2 separate regions of the Homo sapiens genome follow, and region 1 is linked to region 2. A link is a loop called in an ENCODE intact Hi-C map of the cell type or tissue named here. Cell type or tissue: Caco-2. All regions are shown on one strand. Each heading gives the region's core, and the rest is flanking DNA. Links, peaks and the distances in the headings are about the cores only. Region 1 overlaps LOC105374016 (a long non-coding RNA gene). Region 2 has its middle 210 kb from the start of ZPLD1.

Region 1 (2,918 bases), core at 191-2,690, 440 kb before region 2:
AATATTATTGAAATGTAATTTGTGTTTATTTGTCTCCTTCAAGGAAAACTATTTGCTTATGAATTACCAGTGCAGGATAAAGTAAATAATTTACAGAAAATTACAAAGTAGAATTTAACATATGAAATTCCTTTTTAAAAATGTTCCAAGGCAAGAAGAACCAGGGAGCTGACATGTTCCTAGATCCAGGAGCCACCCAGTGGATTGACGATTCTTATCATAATAAGACTTCCTTGAACCATCCCCCACCCAACCCTTTTCCAGAAAGAGTTGAAGACAAATCTACAGTGAATAGGAGGCTGAGGCCACCACAGTGAGTTCCAAGAGTATGCACCACAGTGCCCCCTCTTATTCAATCCCAATCATTGCTAAGCAACTAACTGGTTGTCAGTGGTGGCAGAGATAAAAAGCCCATTCTGCTTCGAGAAGAATCCCTTGGCAGAAGTTACTGTTCCCAAGCTCAAAAAATAAATCAGGAAATCTATATCTAACATATTAGAGAAGTATTAAACTTGATTTTTTTCTGCTAAATGAGAGAAGAAAGATGAGGGAAATACCCAACTAAAAAATATATAATAATGCAGTTTTAGGTTGACAATGAAGAACAATGAAGAGGTGCAAACAGAATCCAAACCTAGCTTATAATCTGCTTTGAAATGTTTAAATACAAGAGGTTATATTCCTGGAAAAAAAGCTAAAGTGTGAATTCTGGAACAAGGGTACCAGTCAATATCGATAGCAAGGTCTTCTGCACAACTGCAGTGGCTGGGGCGGGCAGAAGGGAAAGGGAACAGCGAGGGAAGGGTAGGACTGCCTTCGCCGTATGGATGCCATGCCCTTGGTGAGAGCAAGATTTGAATTCATTTAACCCGTTTGCTTCACAGTATTCTCCATTCCTCTACTTTTTCGGAGTAAGAATTTAAGAGATCCTCTTTTTAATAAAATAGATTTTTACAAAATGTAAAGTTCTTCTCTCACTTACCAACTTTAAAAATCTCTAAGGAGGACTTTAGAAACTGAAGATCAATTCCTGATACCTCCATGTGAATAGCTTTGTAACTCAATGTGGTTTTTCGTTTTCTTGTTTTTTTTTTTTCCTGAAAACAAAATTCATGTCTTGAAAAGGAACACCAAAATTCCAACTCCACAACCTTTGGGAAGTCCCCCATGAGCTGCTTGTTCACGGATTAGCACCTAGCTGCAGCTGAGAGAGATTCTCACATGCAGGAGAATCAGACTTGTGTCCTGGACTTAGCAAAGCATGATCACACTCTTTGTCCTTATCTACCCAGCCACAGCTTCCAGTGCAAGTGTCCTTGTGCCCTGGTGCCTGATATCCAGCTCCGGCAGCCTAGAAAATCAGTTAGGCTTTTCAGTCACAGCACCCTCTGTGACAAACGTGTGGAGCACCGCACGACTTCTTCAACCAGCTGGTTTTTCTGGCATTCGAATAAAAGTAAAAATAGAAAACAAAGAGGGAGAAGAAAAGTGACAAGCTGAAACCTGCGAAGAGAAAGAGGACAAGGTACAGAAAATTGGCTCCAGGACGCCAGGGAGGGGGCGGGGTATGATGGGCTGCTACTGCCATCTAGTGGCTGCATGACACTCGGTGAAAACTAATAAATCAGGCTCCAAGGGGCTTTGATTTATTTTTTCAGTTCCAGGCGAAAAGAAAATGTCTTCATAAATGAGCTGGGACAGTGGTGAGGAGATTTTTTTTTTTTTTTTGGCCCTAGTCAATGACTTCCACTTCGTTTGGTAAACTGGGGAAAGATAGAGGAAACCTTACCAGAGCTGCCTTAACAAGTGTGTCCCTCTGCTTTTCTATTTGAGACTTCAGCAGACACCTTCTTCAAACGACGGTTTCCCCTCACGCCTAGGTTGCCGATTAGGACAGAAATAATCATGATAAAATAAGTATTCCTCCAGTTAAATTTGAATTTCAGATAAACAACTAATAGATATTTTAGTATAAGTATGTCCCATACCATATTTAGAGCATATCTACACTAAAAAACATTTATTATGTATCTGAAATTCAAATTTGTGGCCATTTGTATTTTATATGATAACCCTACCTCATCCCCCAGTAAAGATAATATTTAGCTAAAAATTTTGATAGTAAGTTTATTTTAGGACTGACCTGAAATATGGCTGTCCATGAGAAAAATATATTGCTTGCATCATTTCTGCTCACGACTATTATTACAGATGTTGGTATGAATAAACATCTTAAAAGGGATAATTCATAATAAAGGTAATATCTTAGACATTGAATTAAGTCCATTTTAATCTTTCATACTGAATTCCCGTTTGTTCTATGACATATATATCCGAGTTGGAAGCTTGTGGGAGGCAGATAGGTTTGAAGATCTAGTCACTAAAATGTACTTCAAATTAATAACCACTTATTGATTAGAAACCTGTATAAATGTGTTAACAGGACCTGAATGTTATTGGCTCAGAGCTTACGTTTAGGGGCACAAACTATTATGAAATGTGTATAAAAAGGACTCCTGTCTCAGAAAGACTCTCTCTTCTCGCCAGGGAAACAAGAGTCTAAAAAAAGACCCAAGCGTCTTAGCAGCTTTATTTTTCACCTTTAATACACTTGACAATTTGACAGATTGAATTTTGCTTTTTAGATTTTGACTTTTAATGAGAACATTCCTTTTATTTCACTTGGCTGAAGGACAAGATTTAAACACCCACTGAACAAGGATAGCTTATTAACTGCCACAAAGGTGCTGTGGCTTGAATGATCATGTGTATTTAGGACAACCTATTCAATTGATGGATGAGGCTAAATCTTCCAGAATTTACTGCAAACATGTCTTAGATGTGGTACAATCATGGCCATTTTTCATGACTTGTGTGAGTCATTAATTATAATGGAAGAGCTCCCTAAAAGGGAAAAT
Region 2 (2,918 bases), core at 154-2,653:
CATGTTGCATTTTCCTGGAGCAATTTTACTCAATGTCAAAGCAATTAAATGCGTTTTAATATATTAAAACAAGCATAAATACATGTTAGTAGAATGCAAATCTCACAAACATTTTTGAAATAAAATAGAAGGCACCACAAAATTCTCTCTTTGTGAGGCTGGACTGATTCAGGCTTTGTCTCAGACCCTGCCTGGCTCCTTTCCTTCCCTTCTCACTCCCAGGAGTATTTATTTGGTGCTGCACTTTATTAAAAAGCTGGGATGCACCAGGCATGGTGGCTCATGCCTGTAATTCCAGCACTTTGGTAGGCTGAGGTGGGAGGATCACTGTAGGCCAGGACTTTGAGATCAGCCTGAGCAACGTAGTGAGACCCTGTCTCTATAAAAATTGTAAAAATCAGCTGGGTGAGGTGCCATGCACCTGTAGTCCCAGCTACTCAGGAGGCTGAGAGAAGAGGCTCACTTTAGTTCACTTTAGTCAAGATTGCATCAGCTAGGATCACACCACTGCAATACAGCCTGAGTGACAGAGTGAGATCCTGCCTCAAAAAAAAAAAAAAAAAAGAAGAAGTAGAAAAAGAAGAAAGACAGAATACTCAGATGTGACCCAGAGAATTGTCCACATTAGGAGATACATTTTAGGGGCAGAGGGGCATGGGCAAGACATGGCCATGGTTTCTTAGGTAAGCTGTTCACGTTCTTAGAACTATTCTCCCCAAGCAGGAGACGAACAATTGAATACTGCATAGAAGAATCCTAGGCAAGGTAAAACTCAATAGAAAACAGAGTTAGAGAATCCAAAGCTGGAAGGGTACCAAGAACTTCCCCTTCAGGTTCCAGATTCAGGATCTGCTGGGCAGTAAAGAAGAGAAAGGAAAGAGAAGCAGAATGATAGTGTGGGGGAGGGAGAGGGAGTTATTTGGGATACTAGTTAGTGTTTAAATGTCTTACCAATTGTGGATGACCACCTGAATTTAGTCTTGGTCAATATTCCTATATCATTGTCGTTGGTTGCCTAAACCAGCATCTAAATCTTTTTCCTATTTAATGAATTTCTCACCATATGAATCTTGATAGGAGGCAGAAATGAATCCCACCTGAGAAGCTGGAAATGCCAGCCCCTGGAATATATGGCCTAAGCGCTGCTGATCAAACACACCTGCACAGAGGCAGCTGTTATCCTTTCTGCTCCTGTTAGGACTGCCTCAGCACTTGGGGCTGACCTGGGCGGAAAATGAAGCCCATCAGTTGATCCAGCTGTAAAAAGCTAAAATATGCCAAAATCAAGGAAAAATAGGGACAGCTATTTGATGATGATAGTTGAATGGAATTTTTGTATAAAATCAAAAGGTCTTAGAAACAGCCATGAGCCACAAACCAGTGTTTTCCACTAAGGTATGAAATCCATAAATTTTGGCTTGGTCTTACCTAATGACAGATCGGCTTCCCTCTTAGCTTCTCAACAGTCAACATGATTAACAGCCCAAGATGGTTTCTTTTTTCTGTGCTCCTCTACCGCCATCTCGTGGACAGAAAGTCAGCTGCAACTCTGGCTTCCCTGCGATCCACAAACAACAGTACAAGCTTTTCCCTGAGTCTGTAACTGCAGGTCTGTTAAGGCTTTTGCGGCTGAAAAACATATGGGGCAAAGTATCCATTTAGCTGCAGCAAACCAATATCTTGAGGTATCCATTCTGCCCAGGGCTAGAATTGCACATTCTGAACAGGTTAGTTTAGCGATAACTGGTAACATTGGTTTTGTATTTATAATGTTTCTTATTGAAAAGTCTACCTTTAGAATATTTTGATCTTGCCAGTAATTTTTGCTGCATTGCAGCACAATATAATATAGAGCACAAATAATTGACACAAGAAAATAGAAGCTCCTGGTAAAAAAAAAAAAAAAAAAAAAATTCGTGTGGCTCCTAATGCCCTGTGCGTTCTAACTTGCACGGAGGTCAAACATGGCACACAGATGTGGCAATGGAGAATCAAAGAATTTTGAGCTTAGGAAATCTTAATGACCATCTGATAAAGGTAAAAATGAAGCAGAGCAAAGTACCTACAGGATATATTGTCGAAGGAACTTATTTTCAGGCCAGACGCACCGGTGCATATTACGTGTAGTTGATACTGCCGCTCTATCTCCTCTCCTTTCTCTCAAGGTCATTTCACCTGCCTATCCGGCCCTTTTCTCCTCTAAATTTACTGTGGTCTTTTTCATTGGCAAAATTTACCTTCTCCAATAAGAAATTTATTAAAACATGGAATCACAGAATGTTAGAGAAAAATATTTTTCAGAACCTCTAATTCTAGTTTTGTATGAACAGGATCTAGGTATTTTCAATCACTTGCCTGTAACAGTCACAAAAGCAGCTAGTTACACAGCCACCGGGTGACAGCTTAATGCAAATCTGGAACACTCTGAAAAAAAAAAAAAAAAGGAAGGGCCATTGTAGGGTAAAGGCAACCATATGTAGCCATGTGCGTAGGACATACCCATGTCTTGATTCGGGAGAAAATCATTTTAAGGAGCAATAGATGTCAGCCATTTTTTTTCCTTCACTTTTTTTCTACATGTCAGTTTCCACCATGGAGAAATGCCTTCGGGGAGCTGGCATCAATGCATGCAATAGCCCATTATGGCAGGTATTATCACTGGGGAAAACTACAGAGTGTTTGTCCATCTGAACACATGCAAAGGAAACATTTTGAATCCCATGCTGCCCAAGCAGACTACTTCTGAAGGCCACATTCAGCTTGGTGATAGCCAGACTGTAGCCTGTAATTAATGGTGTCACTAAGAAAGATGTTCAAAGTAAGGCTTCCAGACTATCAGTGAATCATTTCACATCAAGTTGTTGCACATCATTACCAATGATCAAGGAAACTGAGTTCTACTACATACATTTTCTCTA

Evidence for each region. Peaks named below come from ENCODE experiments on the same cell type or tissue, not always from the same donor. Only the 100,000 strongest peaks of a DNase experiment are listed, where the experiment ranks them.
Region 1: it touches region 2 in a loop (9-fold over the local background); 16 of 110 quality-filtered maps call a loop at or near these places.

The regions. Positions count from the first base shown.
Region 1 is chr3:102,672,361-102,675,278 of GRCh38, reverse strand. It overlaps LOC105374016 (a long non-coding RNA gene), which reads left to right. Exons shown (of 14, transcript XR_001740824.2): 5 at 151-313; 6 at 1,293-1,525. Among named protein-coding and RNA genes, the nearest start is that of ZPLD1, 240 kb to the right of the region's middle. In Caco-2, for the core only: a CTCF peak has its summit at 1,588 (motif pointing left); a DNase peak (open chromatin) is centred at 1,558; H3K4me3 peaks cover 286 bases.
Region 2 is chr3:102,227,852-102,230,769 of GRCh38, reverse strand. No RefSeq gene overlaps it. Among named protein-coding and RNA genes, the nearest start is that of ZPLD1, 210 kb to the left of the region's middle. In Caco-2, for the core only: a CTCF peak has its summit at 1,528 (motif pointing left); a DNase peak (open chromatin) is centred at 1,529.